2 separate regions of the Homo sapiens genome follow, and region 2 is linked to region 1. A link is an interaction called in ENCODE POLR2A ChIA-PET data of the cell type or tissue named here. Cell type or tissue: PC-9. All regions are shown on one strand. Region 1 overlaps SOCS6 (suppressor of cytokine signaling 6). Region 2 holds the start of LINC01910 (long intergenic non-protein coding RNA 1910).

Region 1 (8,000 bases):
CCAAGTGGGGTTCCTTGTTTTCAGTTCCTTAGTTTACCGCCTTGATATGATGAAGCTCATCCTCATAGTGACTTCCTGTGAAAGGTGATGGGGAAGATGACTTTTTTTTTGAGCCTTGTGTGTCAGAAAATGTCTATGTTCTAAGTATTTGGTGTATGCCTGGCTGTGTATAAAATTTCAGGTTAATATTTTAGTTCAGATCAAATAAGTTATTTGGCAGTGACAAATTAACTCTGAAATCTCAGTGCATGAATAGAGGTCTGTGTCTTGCTTTCACAAAGTCTGCTGTGGACGCCGCCTCCCTTGGCCTCTTCCTTTGGGTCCAATCTGCTTTCACCTACAGTTCCTGTCTGTTGTCCCCATGGCGGATGTGGGTGTATCTGCAGGTCGCACGCTGGTCACCATAGGCCAGAACCAGGCCTAGTCCCTGCAAGAATTCCAGACGCATGCAAGGGCACAAGGAGAGTCATTGAACTGTCAGTGGGGGTCATAGTTGTAAGTGTGTTTCCTCTTGGAATATTGCAGGCATTGCTCCGTTGTCGTCCGGTTTTCAGTGTTACTGTTAAGTCACATGCCGCCAGTTTCCCAGGCAGTTGTAAGCCATTTCTTTTCCCCCTGGAAGCTTTTGGGGGACTTTTGTGTTATTGCCTAAATACTAACATTTTACCATGGTGGGTCTGGTGATTGTTCTTTTCTACTTTGGATGTGCTGAGCATTCCACAGAGCTTTTCAGTCTATAAACTTATGTTTTTCAGTTCTAGAAAAACTATTAAAATGACTTTTATAATTTCTTCCCTTTCATTTTCTCATTTTCTTTCTTTTTTTTTTTTCTGTCTTAAGCTCTTCTTCATTGGACATAGGAACTCCTAAATCCGTCTACTTATTTTCTTAGCTTTTTTCTCCATTTTTCTTGTCTGTTGTTGTTGTTGTTGTTGTTGTTCTTTGGAGGGGAGTTCCCTCAATTTTTCTTTTATTGAATGTTTACTTTTTGGCTGTGGGAGTTTTGTTTTCTAACTGTTCTCCTCACCCCCTCTTTTTTAAACAAATAGCATCCGCCTCTCAGTTCAGATTTGTGAAACCTTTTCTCAGGCTGGTTTTTCGTCGTCTTCCTTTCCAGCAGTCTTAGATTTTGGTTTACTCCAGTTTGTTTTAGCCACTTAACACTGTTGTCATCTGCCGTAATTCGCTTTGTGATTTTCTTCGTTCCTGTGTTTTTGGGGAATGATGGAGATAAAGAAGTGTATGTTTAATCAGGAGGGTTTTTTTTTCCCTTCTTTTCAACAGTTTTTGTTTGTTTTGCTAGCATCAGTGAATATTAAACCCTTCGTTTTTGGGAAAACCAGATCTATTTTTTTCTTTAAATAAAAGTAGTGTTTTCAGTTAGTGCTCTCATGAAGCCACATCTGTGTCACTGAGTTCAATTAACTTAGTCGATGAAATGCCTGCTGATCTGTAGTGGGTGGTAACATAATTATTTTAATTTGGACTATTTTAAAAGCATCAAGAGATCGCATCTTTGGGAACCCACAATAAATGGTTACTTTTGGCAATCAGATTATTGTTTTATAATACAAGTAATCTTTTCATTTTGTAAGATTTTTATATTGTTTGCTTAATAGGGATATATTATTAAATTGAATAATTATTGCTTTCCAAGATTCCCTTCAGCGCTAATGATCAATGAATGAAGTTTATGTTGGCTCTTAATGTACATTTAATAACAAATTTCATGTGGATTACTTTTTGTTCCCCAAATCTGCTATTTAAAACTCCATTCTTCATTTGGATGTACTTTAGAAATGGGGAAAAGATTATTTTAACTGAAAACTCAAATTCTCTACTGCAAATTGAATGACAAAATCTTGTATGTTCTATGTGAAAGCATTTGAATAATGGGCAAATTGCTCTTTAAATTAGAGCTTTTGTGTTGATCTGAAGGCTCTGAGAGCAGTCATAACAGTTGTGTTATTTTTCAGTTAGTTTTACATGCATGTTGCCTTTCACAAGTTAGATATTTTTGCTTTAGTAGTTCATTACATTTAAGATATTTTAATATATAAACAAATTACTTTTAATCTTAAAGCAATGAAGAAACTATTAAAACACTTTGCTACAGTACAGAATAAAAACAAAACATCTTTGTTCATAATTTGTCAAATTCTGAAAGAATCTTACCTACTTGGTAGTTTATAATTCATGAGGTCATTCTTTTTCATAGACAATTAATGTGGTGAGATTTTTAGGGAATTTGCTATATTTTTAGTTAAAATAATTTTGTTTACATTAAAATGTTAAATAATTGTTTTTTAATTTGTCATTGTCAGCTATAATCATATATAGGTGAATGGTATTAAAAGAACTATATATAAGATAGTATTTTACATTTATCATTCTGGAGGTCAGGATGTATTATATATATATCAGAAAGTATTACAATAGCTGTTTCTAAGCCACCAACTGTAATTATACCTTAGCCAATAAGGTTGCAGATGTGGACATCATTAAGGATCTTACTAGTAGTAAGTTGGGGTGCTGTCTTTTCAGTGTGCAAATGATTTCCATTATCAATGTTGCCCAGGTCTCCACTGATTTAGAGTTAAGATACCTATATTAATTTGTTGAAAAGTGTCATAGTTATTTCATAGGAGTCTCAGGCCTGATACACACAGTGGTAAAGATAAAAGGCTGATTTATTTCTTGTGATGTGTTTCCAACACCAACAACCACTTCTTCAGTGTGAAAACTGAGTGTCCAGGCTGGGTGCGGTGGCTCACACCTGTAATCCCAACACTTTGGGAGGCCGAGGTGGGCGGATCACTTGAGGTCAGGAGTTCGAGACCAGCCTGACCAACGTGGCAAAACCCCGTGTCTACTAAAAATACAAAAATTAGCCAGGCACGGTGGCACATGCTGTAATCCCAGCTACTTGGGAGGCTGGAAGGAGAATCGCTTGAACCCGGGAGGTGGAGCTTACAGCGAGCCAAGATCATGCCATTGCACTCCAGCCTGGGCAACAAGAGCGACCCTCCGTCTTAAAAACAAAAAAAGAAAACTGAGTCCAACATTTCAGTTAATTCAGACCCTACCCAGAGTAAGTACAGTCCCCACAGGCAACGGGCTGAGTCCCATGAGACTGCCCCGTCCTCAGATGCCAGTCACAAGTCCCAGGCCTCTCATACTTCTGACCGACTGGCTACAAATCAGGGGTTCCCACTACCTCCTCAGATTAGATAATTTGCTGGATAAAACTCAGGAAAACATTATTATTAAGGGCACAACTCAGCAACAGCCCAGTAGAAGAGGTGCACGGAGCAAGCACGGGGGGACGTGGAGTTTCTGTGCCCTCCTAGGGTGGCCTCCTGCCCAGCTCACCCTTGTGTGTGCAAGGTCCCCGAATCTTGTAGTTAGAGTTTCTGTAGAACTCAATCTCTAATCCTTTCCTTTTCTCTTCATTTCTCTTCAGGATAGGGACGGGGGGTCGGTGCTGAAAGTTCCACACTCTAGGCACTGGGTCTCTGGGTGACCAGCCCCATCCAGAGGCCATCTAGGAGGGCCGCTTTTAATCACAGCGTTAGCATTAACAGTTGTGATTGAAAGGGGCTTGTTTTGAACAATAAAAAATATTTCTATCTCAGGAAATCCCAAAGATATAGGAACTGTGCCAGGAACTAGAGACAAAGATGAAATATGTCTTATATCACATTTCTTTGAATTGGTTAAGTGCAAATAAGACAACAAAAAATAATATAACCATTTATATAACACTTGTGTTAGGTGTTATAAATAATCTAGAGATGATTTAAAGTATGGGGAGGATGTACATAGGTTATATGCAAATACTATGACGTTTTATATAAGGGACTTGAGCATTCATAGCTTCTGTTATTCCTGGAGCCAATCCCCCATGAATACCGAGGGATGACCGTATACGTATAAAGACAGTGATGAATTGGCATATATATTTACTACTTCTTAAATGCAACTTGTTAAAATCTGAACTAAAAAATTAAGGAGAGGTGTGCAGTCATTTAATCAATTCTTTATTTTTTTTTTTCCTTAAGACTTAGTCTCTCTCTCGCCCAAGCTGGAGTGCAGTGGCATGATCTTGACTCACTGCAACCTCTGTCTCCTGGGTTCAGGTGATTCTCCTGCCTCAGACTCCCAAGTAGCTGGGATTACAGGCACCCACCACCACACCTGGTTAGTTTTTGTATTTTTTTAGTAGAGACAAAGTTTCACCACGTGGGCCAGGCTAGTCTCGAACACCTGACCTCAAGTGATCTGCCAGCCTCAGCCTCCCAAAGTGCTGGGATTACAGGTGTGAGCCACCGCGCCCAGCCTCATTAATCAATTCTTATAAGCCAACACAAAAAGCATTTTTACATGATTGACGTTATGAATATTTGTTTCATATTCAGTTTAATAATTGAATAAGAATGCATTGAATACAATTACAGTGAAGGATGCTTAGAAATGCTCATGGGAAAGTTGTTCATTGCTGGTTAGATATCTAAGTCCGTACATATTTTTATTTTCATTGAGTCAGAAGCTTTTAGAACTGGACATGATTTAGAGATTATCATGTATTTTATATGGAGATTCACTTAGTATCCCCCTGCAAATTTAAGCTAGTGCTACCCCATACTTTTGTGTCAATAGCCTATAAAGTAGGAGTGAATCACTTGAAAATTTATTAGAACTTTTGTTGTAAATATAAATTTATTCTTAATTTAAGTTAAAATTATTTGTCAACTTTAAGTTCATTTTTCTCAATTTGGCTATATTTAACTTTTTTAAATCTACCTTTGTAGCCATGCAGTGTTCCTGTTGCATTTCAATTAGAGGTTATTGTGGTAAGAGCTAAGGGCCCTGAAAGAAGTCAAAGCAACTGTATTCCATTTATTATGCAAATGTAATTCTGTTTTTATGTAGTTGTAAATATTTATTATGTTTGAATGCAGTTGCCGAGAAGTGTGAAATGTCTGAGATTTTTGCCTTCAACACAAGCTCAAAGGCAGGCTCACCAGTTAGCCAGCTACCAGTTGGATGCTGGCAGAAGACATAAGACTCTTGGGTTAGAGATAAAGGACCTTATTACAGTAGTAGCCACAGTGTCAGCATCTGTCCCAGTTTGCTGAGACATGTTGAGAATAGAATGGGGCAGGGGAAAGAAAGCAAGGAAACTTATTAGGAGGTATTGCCATAATGCAGGAGAAAGAGGATGGTAGCTTGGACTAGTATAGTGGCAAAAAGTAGTTGGATTCTGCATATGTTTTGGAGGTAGCTGAAATTGGGATTTCATGACATACTGGATGAGGAATGAGAGAAAGAAAGGAGCCAAGGGTGATTCTGAATGTTCTGATCTGATCATTGGAAGAATGTAGAGTAGCCGGAAATGGAAGTATAGAGAAGATTTAAACCTGCAAGTGGGGCTGGGGTGGGGGTGGGGTGGGGAACAACCCGAGTTTAGTTTTGAACTTGTGAAGTTTCAGATATCTGCAAGACATCAAAGTGGCAGTGTCCTGAAGGGAGCTGAATATAACTGGTCTGTAAATGAAGAGAGAGAATTTGGGAGTGTAGGGCACATCGATGCTATGCAGTGTCATGAGCATGAGTGAAATCACAGGTGGAGAAGAGGGGACCAAAGTCTTGAGTGCTGGGGCACTCCTGTTAAGACTCCAGAGGGAGACTAGCAAAGGAGTCAGACTGAGGGACCGTGAGAGTGTGGTGTGCTGAGCAAAGAGGTAAAATGATATGAAAGGAAAAGGAGTGGTCAGTGGTCACACACAGTGCCTCTAAGATTAGGACTGTGAATTCACGCTAGGCAAAGGCTGCTCTGTGCGATGATTGGTAGAGAAGGCTTTGGTGTGGGTGTCAGAGAAGATTGGAGAGGAATCGTGGGCATCAGTAGACTCAGTTCTCCTAAGGCATTTTGCTGCAAAGGGAATCAGAGAGATGGGGCTGCAGCTGGTGAGGAAGGTGGGGTCCCCACAAGTTTGTTTATATATGAGAAATAACATTTTCAGGAATGAGCCAGTGGAGTGGGGAAATTGTTGGGAGATTAAGTGTGCCAGCTGACGGTGGGGGCCCTTGAGCAAGGTAGCAGAATGGAGTAGATGGAAACATGGTGCTGAGTGGGTAGATGGGAGCCGAGTCCAAGGTCTTCTGATGTCGTTCCTTTTCTTGGTGAAATAGGAAGTTGGGCCATCTGCTGCGATATTAAATGAGGGAGTGTTCCAGGGGTAATGAGAGTGTTCCAGGGGTGGAGAAAAGAGAGGGAAGGTGTGAAATGGTAGGCCGGGAAGGAGAAGAATGGACCAGGGAAAAGTAGTTTGATTTCCAGACAGCATTAAGGACCCACCTGCGGGTCATGGCCTTGACTACAAAGTGAGACCCATCAGACCAGTTCTCTTTTTCTCCAGCCTTATTTAGCTCTATGGGTGCAGGCATGACATAAGCGGAGTTGAATTTACTAATATGGTTTTACCAAGAGAGTTTTTCAGGAGAGTAGTGGAAGGGAATAGAAGTATACACAAGGAAATGATTACAGTGATGAATTGTGGAATATAAGCTGAGTAGGAAGGGAAGAGGGTCTTGAAAAGCTGGTAGGCTTATCACTCTTGTCATTTAGACTTTGAATATTCAAAGCCGGTTCCTAACTGTATATATATATACACCAGTATAAAAAAAAAATTTAAGTCAGATTTGCAAAAAGTTATTTTGAGCAGGTAAAGAGGAGGAGGCTGTCTAGGTTCTACCAAAGCCAAAGAATAATAGTAAAAACAAAAAGCTACAAAAAAACCCAATAGTCTCATCTTTTGATTTATTTTTTGTTTGGCAGTCATGGTATAACTGAAAGCCAAGAAAAGGCCCTGCATTTTTAATGGATTTACTCAACCATTTCCTTTAAAAAAAAGTAAGAACAAACAAGCTCACAGGTTTTATTCTTATAAAAACACTGCATGTTCATTATAGGATGTTTTGAAAATAATGTTTACAAAAGTTCTGCCATCCAGTTAACAGTTCTGCTGTACTTTGTGGTCCAGTTTTCCTCCCTATTCTTTCTATGTAATTGAACCACATACATATAATTTTGTTTCCTGTGTTTTTGCACTTAACAAACGAACAATATGAATTTTCCCCTCATGTTATTTATAACTCTGTATAAATATCAATTTCACTGGTTCTCTAAAGTTCCATTGTGTAAATGTGCCAGGATTTTCTTTACTCATACTGTTGGAAATTAGGATGTTTCCAATTTTTTTAATTTAAATTTACTTTTTGTCATAAATAATGATCCAGGGAATATTTTTATGTTTTTTTCTTTAATATTTATAAAAACAGCATTATTGGGTCAAGGAGTATCGTTACTTTTCAGTTGCATATTGCCAAATTAATTTTTATGGCTGTATTAAGATCCTTCAGCTGGGTGCGGTGGCTCACACCTGTAATCCCAGCACTTTGGGAGGCTGAGTCAGGTGGATCATCTGAGGTCAGGAGTTTGACACCAGCCTGGCTAACGTGGTGAAACCCATGTCTATTAAAAATACAAAAATTAGCTGGGAGTGGTGGCATGTACTTGTATTTCCAGCTACAGGAGGCTGAGGCAGGAGAATCGCTTGAACCCGGGAAGCAGAGGTTGCTGTGAGCTGAGATTGCACTACTGCACTCCAGCCTGGGTGACAGACTGAGACTCTCAAAAAACTAATAATAATAAATTTTTTAAAAAAGACACTTTCAGGCAATCAATACAACCATTTAGAAAAATCTTTGCTGATTTGACTTTTGGAAAATCATAGTGTTAATAGTTTAATTTGTATATCTCTGATTCTTGTGAGGGTTAATATTTTTCCATAAATGTGTTGAGTGAATTGGTTGTATGTGTGGAAAAATGTAAATCTTTACCTACCTCACACATAAATCGTACTAGATTTAATCAAGGACTTAAATATGAAAACCAAAACTTCTTTACAGCAAATACAGGAGGATATATGATCTCA
Region 2 (8,000 bases), 85 kb after region 1:
TAAGACACTTGATTTTTGAATCTGCTTGTCTGGGAAACAGGATGGGTACAGCAATGCTGCACTCAGGTGCAGCCCCACTCCTCCTACTTGCCTCTGATTTTGTGCTTAGGGCGAAAAGCTTCTGAGAATGCAGTCTCTAGAAATGAACACGGCTTCCGTGCACTGAAAATCTTACTGAAAAGCTCCTTTTGTTTCTGGGATATACCAGATGGAGTGTTCTCTGTACAAACAAACATTCAAAATCCTTGAGAAGAGATATGTAGGTTACAGTTTAACATTCACTATCTCCACTAGGAAGGGGACAAATTCCTGAGGCAAAGGAGTTGCAATAGAAATTCTTGAAATTTAGGTCGGGCATGGTGGTTCACGCCTGTAATCCCAGCACTTTGGGAGACTAAGGCGGGCGGATCACCTGAGTTCAGGAGTTTGAGACCAGCCTGACCAACATGGAGAAACCTCATCTCTACTAAAAATACAAAATTAGCCGGGCGTGGTGGCTCATGCCTGCAATCCCAGCTACTCGGGAGACTGAGGCAGAAGAATAGCTTGAACCAGGAGGCGGAGGTTGCGGTGAGCCGAGATTGCGCCATTGCACTCCAGCCTGGGCGACAAGAGCAAAATTCCGTCTCAAAAAAGAAAGAAAGAAAGAAAAGAAATTCTTGAAATTTAAAGAGTACGGCGAATGTTCCATTCATTTAATCTTGGGTAATGAATTGGAGGTGCCCTTCCTGGTCCCGCCCCAAGGGTCCACCCCTTCTGCTAGGACTGGTTTCCGCCCACTCATCTGTCATCTTGCTCAGTTGTCACCTACACAAAGCCTTCCTTTCTTCTCCGCAGGCAGCGCTGACGGCTTCCTCTTCACTGTCCCCAGCTCTTTTTGTGTGCTACATTTAGAATGAAACAAATTGTTCTGTAATGATTTGTTTACATATCTGTCTCTCCCAGTAGGTGATGAGCTCTTTGGAGTCAGGGACCACATCTTCATCATTTTCAGACACCCATCTCCTTTTGTTGAAGAAATCTTTGAGTCTATTTTCAGATCTTTCTGAACTCCTTTTAGAGATTCCCATTGTCGGTAGCATAAACTCCAAACTTCGCTTCTGTGCCTTGACAGAATATTTACAGCTCTCCGAAGACTCTGGGCTCTCAATCCCCTTTCTTCTTTTACCAATAATGTTCCCTTTGCTTGGAATACATCTGCCCAAACACTAAACATCAACTACCCTTTCTTTGTTCTGGGTTAACTCTTCCTCATTCTCAAGATGGGTGAGAGCACACCCTGGGTGTTGCGACAGTATTCTGTGATTTTCCCAATATATCATTTAGCACTCGCTGTTATGATCACCCACTTACGAGTCTGCCTCGCCCTCGAGGCTGGATGGTGCTGGAGTTGCTGTATGCAGTTTCCCTGCCTCCTAGCAGAGGGCCTGGTACTCAGTCAATGTTAGTAGGATTATGTTTCTTACAAAAGCCGCATAAAATATCTTGAAGCTTCATAGTAATATAGAAAGAGTGTGTAATCTGAAATAGAAATATTGAGTTCTTGTCCAGATTCTGCTATTTACAACTGGGGAGGAAAATAAAATATAAAAGTTTGTCTACGTTTAGAAGAGCAGACATAAGTAAAGAAAACAGTGAAGAAACAGACAGGCTAGCTTAGCAGCAACTGGGGTTGACAAGGTACAACAGGAGAGGCCAGGCGCGGTGGCTCACGCCTGTAATCCCAGCATTTTGAGAGGCCGAGGCGGCGGGTGGATGGTTTGAGTTCAGGAGTTCCAGACCAGCCTGGCCCACATGGTGAAACCCCATCTCTATTAAGAATACAAAATTAGCCAGGAGTGATGGTGCACGCCTGTAATCCCAGATACTCGGGAGGCTGAGGCAGGAAAATCGCTTGAGCCTGGGAGGTGGAGGTTGCAGTGAGCCAAGATCGTGCCACTGCACTCCAGCCTGGGTGACAGAATGAGACTCTGTCTCAAAAAAAAAAAAAACAAAAAAAAAACACAAAAAACAAAAAACAACAGGAGGGAAAGGGGCATCAGCTCCTCGTGTTACCAAATGGCCTGGCAATGCAGGAACAAGTACGGGCCTCTGGCCCAGGCAGATGGGCGACACCAAGATGGCCCCAGGGAAGAAAGGAAAGAAAAGAATTGGAGTTTGATTTTGGATAAAGAGAGGATCTCAAGCCTGAGGTTTATTTATTTGTACCTATGCCTGCTGTTTATTCCCTGGTGAAGCTGCTGGAACAAATCTGCGTCCGCCTCGTGTGGCCTCGCTGCATGGAAGGGAGACAGCAGAGCTCATGCTTTGGCGAGGCTTTCCACATGTTGGAAATGTGACAGCTGCCTGGACTGCTCGTCCTGGTCTTTGGCAACACTGACCACCTGTGTGTGAAGCAGCAGGTCATTCAGTGTCTTTGAGCCTCAGGATTTCTCTGTAAAAATGAGGATATATATTCACAATATGAATCTCAGACAATATTAGCTTTGAAGTTTTTAGATATAAAATTGTTTATGCCATCTGTCCATGGCCACTCATAGAATTAAATGAAGATCTAGGAGGGCAGGCGTGTGTCTGAGGCCCTCTGTGTCCCCATGGAGCTGTCCAACCTTGCTGTCACACACAGTCAGTGTTTTAAAATGGAATTGACTCCTTGACGATGTGCTGCCGTTTCTCTTTCAGTCTCTCTCTCATGGTTTAGATACCTCGAGCCTAGATGGCCAGGGCAGTGCATTGCGTGCAGTGCAGACAGATGAGCATTCAAAAGGTGGCACGGTGGGGGCTCCTGGACATTGCATGGGCTCTGGAGTCAGAATGAATTCTGTCCTTGCTCTGTGTGACCTTCAGCAAGCCTTGTATTACTTCTCCAAACCTCGGATTACTATCTGCAGTATGAAACTAACAAAGCACCAGGCGGAGTGCTGTGGCTCATGCCTGTAATCCCAGCACTTTGGGAGGCCGAGGTGGGCAGATCACGAGGTGAGGAGATCAAGACCATCCTGGCCAACATGGTGAAACCCCGTCTCTATTAAAAATACAAAAATTAGCTGGGCATGGTGGCAGGCACCTGTAATCCCAGCTACTCGGGAGGCTGAGGCAGGAGAATCGCTTGAACCCGGGGGGGCGGAGCTTGCAGTGAGCCGAGATCGTGCCACTGCACTCCAGCCTCCAGCCTGGTAACAGAGCGAGACTCCGTCTCAAAAAAAAAAAAAAAAAAAAAAAAAGAAGAAAAAAAAGAAAAGAACAAAGCGCCTACCTCCTGCATGATGTGGGGAGTCTCTGGGCCGATGCATGTAAAGCACTTCCCTGCAGGCAACACCCCAGCATAATCAGCAGGCAGTGGATGCCGGTAACCCTGGCTCCTCAGTGAGTCCTGATGTGCACATGGGAAGTGGTTATTGTTATCCCTGCTTTGCATGTGAGGAGAATGAGCCTTTTCATTAAGTGGCTGATTTGGGATTTTTTTTTTTTTTCTCAAGACAAGGTCTCACTCTGTCGCCCAGGCTGGAATGCAGTGGTACAATCATGACTCACTGCAACTGTAACCACCCAAGGGGCTCACCTTGCCCGCTGCCTAGACAGAGCTGATTCATCAAGCCAGGGGAATTGCAATAGAGAAAGAGTAATTCATGCAGAGCTGGCTGTGCAGAAGACTGGAGTGTTATTATTACTCAGATCAGTCTCCCTGAGCATTCGGGGAGCAGAGTTTTTAAGGATAACTTGGTGGATGGGGGAAAGCCAGTGAGCCAGGAGTGCTGATTGGTCAGAGATGAAACCACAGGGAGTTGGAGCTGTCTTCTTGCGCTGAGTCAGTTCCTGGGTGGGGCAGAGGGGCACAAGATCAGATGAGCCAGTTTATTGATCTGGGTGGTGCCAGCTGATCCATCAAGTGCAGTGTCTGCAAAATATCTCAAGCACTGATCTTAGGAGCAGTTTAGGGAGGGTCAGAATCTTGTAGCCTCCAGCTGCATGGCTTCGAAACCATAATTTCTAATCTTGTGGCTAATGTTAGTCTTACAATCTTGTCCCCACACAAGAAGGAGGTCTGCTTTAGGAAAGGGCTGCTACCGTCTTTGTTTAAACTATAAACTAAATTTCTCCCAAAGTTAGTTCAGCCTACACCCAGGAATGAACAAGGACAGCTTGGAGGTTAGAAGCAAGGTGGAGTCAGTTAAGTTAGATCTCTTTCAGTGTCTCAGTGTCTCAGTCATAATTTTGCAAAGGCGGTTTCAATACCTCAGCTTCCCAGGCTCAAGTGATCCTCCTGCCTCAACCTCTCGCATAGCTGGGACTAGACATGTGGACAACCACACCCGGCAATGTTTTATTTTTTGCGGACATGGGGTTTCACTATATTGCCCGGGCTGCTCTCGAATTTCTGGGCTCAAAGGATCTTCCTGCCTCAGCCTCCCGAAGTGGTGGGATTATAGGCATGAACCACTGCGCCCAGCTTGATTTGGGTTTTGAACACAGTTCTGTCCGACCCCTTGAGAGGAGCACTTTTCACAGTGCCATACTGAATGAGAAGTAATCCTTAAACTTAAGGGAATTCCTTTCGACTGTGGAGAAGCCATTGCCCTTCTTTTCTTCTTCCTTGCCTTCAAGGAAGTTCTTCTTTTGTACTAGAACCCCAATGTGATCAGGGCCTTTTTTCCTATCCATGGCCAGGCTCTCAGGGACAGTGATCCTATTTCCCCCAAGCATAAGTCCTGGTGAGTCTAAGTCAGCTGTAATGATAATGATCACATTGTCTCTGGGGAACAGGCTCATGGCAGTTCTGGGGGAGTTGAGAGGAGGAGTCTTTGGGTCAAAAAATAAACACAGCTGGTAATGACCCAACAGAATGGTGGAGAGAATCTGAGTCCTTGAAGTTGCTGTGGATTTGTTTAATAAAACCATTCTGCAACCCACTACCCCACCTATTTTTATGTCACATAATAGGACTTTTTGTTAGGTGAGATAATACGATTCACTTAAAGTTATTTTATTATTATTATTATTATTTTTTTTTTTGAGACAAAGTTTCGCTCTTGTTGCCCAGGCTGGAGTGCAATGGTGCGATCTTGGCTCACCGCAACCTCTGCCTCCCTGGTTCAAGGATTCTCCTGCCTCAGCCTCCCGTGTACCTGGGATTACAGGCATACACCACCATGCCCGGCTAATTTTGTATTTTTAGGAGAGACGGGGTTTCTCCATCTTGGTCAGGCTGGTCTTGAACTCCTAACCTCAGGTGATCTGCTCACCTCAGCCTCCCAAAGTGCTGGGATTATAAGGTGTGAGCCACCACACCCGGCCAAAGTTATTTTTAATTAGGATTTATTTTATATTTATTTGTCTGTCAGTATCCACGGGGGATTGGTTTCAGGACCTCCCTCGGATTCCAAAATCCGCAGATGCTCAAGTCCCTGGTATAAAATGGTGCAGTATTTGCACATAACAACCTACGCACATCCTCCTGTATACTTTAAATCATCTTTAGATTATTTACAATGCCTAATACAATATAATTGCTATGTAAATAGTTGTTATACTGTATTGTTACGGAATAATGATTAAGGAAAAAAAGTCTGTACATGTTCAGTACTGTCACAACCATGCATTTTCTTTCGCAAATATTTTTGATCTGTGGTTGTTTGAATCTGTGGATGCAGAACCCAAGAATATGGAGGGCTAACTGTATTTACAGCCAAAAGTATCTCAATGGATTGATCATCACAGGAATCAGTCAGGAGGGCTGATTAATGTCGTCAAATCTTTGAGGGATTTGTGAACACCAGAATCACCATTTCAGATCTGCAATAGGCGATCTGTGAGTGAATTATGACCTTTTGGGCTTGGAGGAATGAGAGGTCATCAAGCCTAGTGTTTACCAAATCTTTTTTTTTTTTTTTTTTTTTTTAATGACCTAGACTCAGAAGTCATAGAGCCTCCATTGAGCCATGCTTTATTGGTAAAGACAGTCATAAAGCTCTATTCAGGCTGAACGCAAAGAACACAGACCCTGCCACTCTATGGGAGGAGAGTTCATGTCACACTGTAGAAGAGTGTCTGCCACAGTGAACAAATTTTTACCAATTTATGGTTGGATGACAACAATCAAATCAAATTATTTCTATTCGGAGGACAATTTAGAGGACAGTCCATTATTCTGAGCTGAAGTTCTGGTGCTAAAATATCTATATTTAGTGAAATGGTGATAATTGTATATCATTTTGTGATTCATTTTGTAAATGTACTTACTGTGCAAACATAAAATGCTGGTGACTTAAGGTCAGTCCCCAGGGTTTTGTGAAATTCAGAATTTGCCAATTTGATTGCATCCACTTTTCTACTGAGTGTTGTGAGGACATTTGCAGCATTCCCCGTAGTGATCATTTATTCTCTGGACACTCCTGGTGACCTCAGTCTCTCCCTCATTGAAAGATTTATCACTCTCATTGCCAACAATCCTTACCAGTGTAAAGTTCTTACTGTCTGCCCTGCTGATCTGAAATCTTTCCTCTATTCATTTAACAGGCTTTCTACTTTCAGCACCCCACCATTAGGTCTTCCTTTTTTAGGTTGAACAATCTTAATTCCTATACATATTCTTTATGTGACCCAGTCAGTATATTGGGTTCCAGGTAAGCTTGTGTATAATGGTGATTATATAGCTTGAATGTTCGTCCCCTCAAAAGCTCGTGTTAAAATGTCATCCCCAGTGTTGGAGGTGGGGCCTGGTGGGAAGTGTTTGGTTAGAGGGGTGGGTCCCTCACAGATGGCTTGGTGTCTTCCCCCTGGTAATAAGTGAGTTCTTACTCTGTTAGTTCACGGGAGAGCTGGTGGTTTAAAAGAGCCTGGCATCTCTCTTTGGCTCCTCTCTCACCATGTGACATACATGCTCCCCCATTGCCTGCTGCCATGTTTGGAAGCTTCCTGAGGCCTCACCAGAAGCAAATGCCGGCACCACATTTCTTGTACAGTGTGAAGAACCATGAGCCAAATAAACCTCTTTTTTAAATAAATTACCCAGTCCCACGTATTCCTTTTTAGCAACAAACGCCAATAAATACAGGTAGTATTACTCCAGTCTTATAGGATCTCAATAGTCTCAATTTGTTTATCCTGGAATTATGATCTTCAAGGTATCTGTTGGCTGTAAATCTGTGTTTTTCAATGCTGTCGATGCACTTCTAGAGACACTACAGTTTGGTAGTGTTCTTCCTTAACAGGTGATTACAACAGAAAACATGTTCTGAGGAATACTGAACATAATGACTCTATACTACCTTTAACAAATATACCATACTTCTTCTTCTTTTTTTTTTTTTTTGTGATGGAGTCTCAATCTGTCACCCAGGCTGAAGTGCAATGGTGCGATCTTGGCTCACTGCAACCTCCGCCTCCTGGGTTCAAGCAATTCTCCTGCCTCAGCCTTGTGAGTAGCTGGGATTACAGGCACCCACCACCACACCCGGCTTATTTTTGTATTTTTAGGAGAGACGGGGTTTCGCCATGTTGGTCAGGCTGGTCTCGAACTCTTGACCTCATGATCCGCCCACCTCAGCCTCCCAAAGTGCTGGGATTACAGGCATGAGCCACCGCGCCCAGCCAATAAATAAACTATACTTCTATGAATATATCCTAAAACTCTTACTTCGAAAAAAACTATGTATGACATGGAGATGGTACATATTAAATAGGTAATTAATTTTTTAAATAGCAAAATGAATAGCACATATTTTTATTTAATATAAAAATTAGAGCTTCCCATTATTCTGCTGTTTTCTGAGGAGTCTTCACATTAAGCTAAAGGTAGATTTTTTTTTTCCATAAATTATTGGGGTACAGGTGGCATTTGGTGACATGAGTAAATTCTTTAGTGGTGATTTGTGAGATCCTGGTGCACCCATCACCTGAGCAGTGTATACTGCATCGTATGTGTTGTCTTTTATCCCTTGCCTCCCTCCCACTCTTCCCGCCAAGTCCCCCAAGTCCATTGTATCATTTTTTTTTTTTTG

The links. ChIA-PET counts read pairs that join two places held together with the same protein. Peaks named below come from ENCODE experiments on the same cell type or tissue, not always from the same donor. Only the 100,000 strongest peaks of a DNase experiment are listed, where the experiment ranks them.
Region 2: POLR2A ChIA-PET joins it to region 1 with 16 read pairs; 8 of 35 experiments call an interaction of 5 or more read pairs at or near these places.

What each region holds. Positions count from the first base shown.
Region 1 is chr18:70,296,089-70,304,088 of GRCh38, forward strand. The region is part of intron 1 of SOCS6 (suppressor of cytokine signaling 6); the gene reads left to right. Among named protein-coding and RNA genes, the nearest start is that of SOCS6, 11 kb to the left of the region's middle. In PC-9, no CTCF peak of the experiment used is centred here; no DNase peak of the experiment used is centred here; H3K27ac peaks cover 204 bases.
Region 2 is chr18:70,380,909-70,388,908 of GRCh38, forward strand. LINC01910 (long intergenic non-protein coding RNA 1910) reads right to left here and starts at 3,683. Exons shown (of 3, transcript NR_110764.1): 1 at 3,563-3,683; 2 at 2,209-2,434; 3 at 1-1,521. RefSeq lists an enhancer at 3,083-4,282. In PC-9, no CTCF peak of the experiment used is centred here; DNase peaks (open chromatin) are centred at 1,263 and 3,533; H3K4me3 peaks cover 1,976 bases; H3K27ac peaks cover 2,654 bases.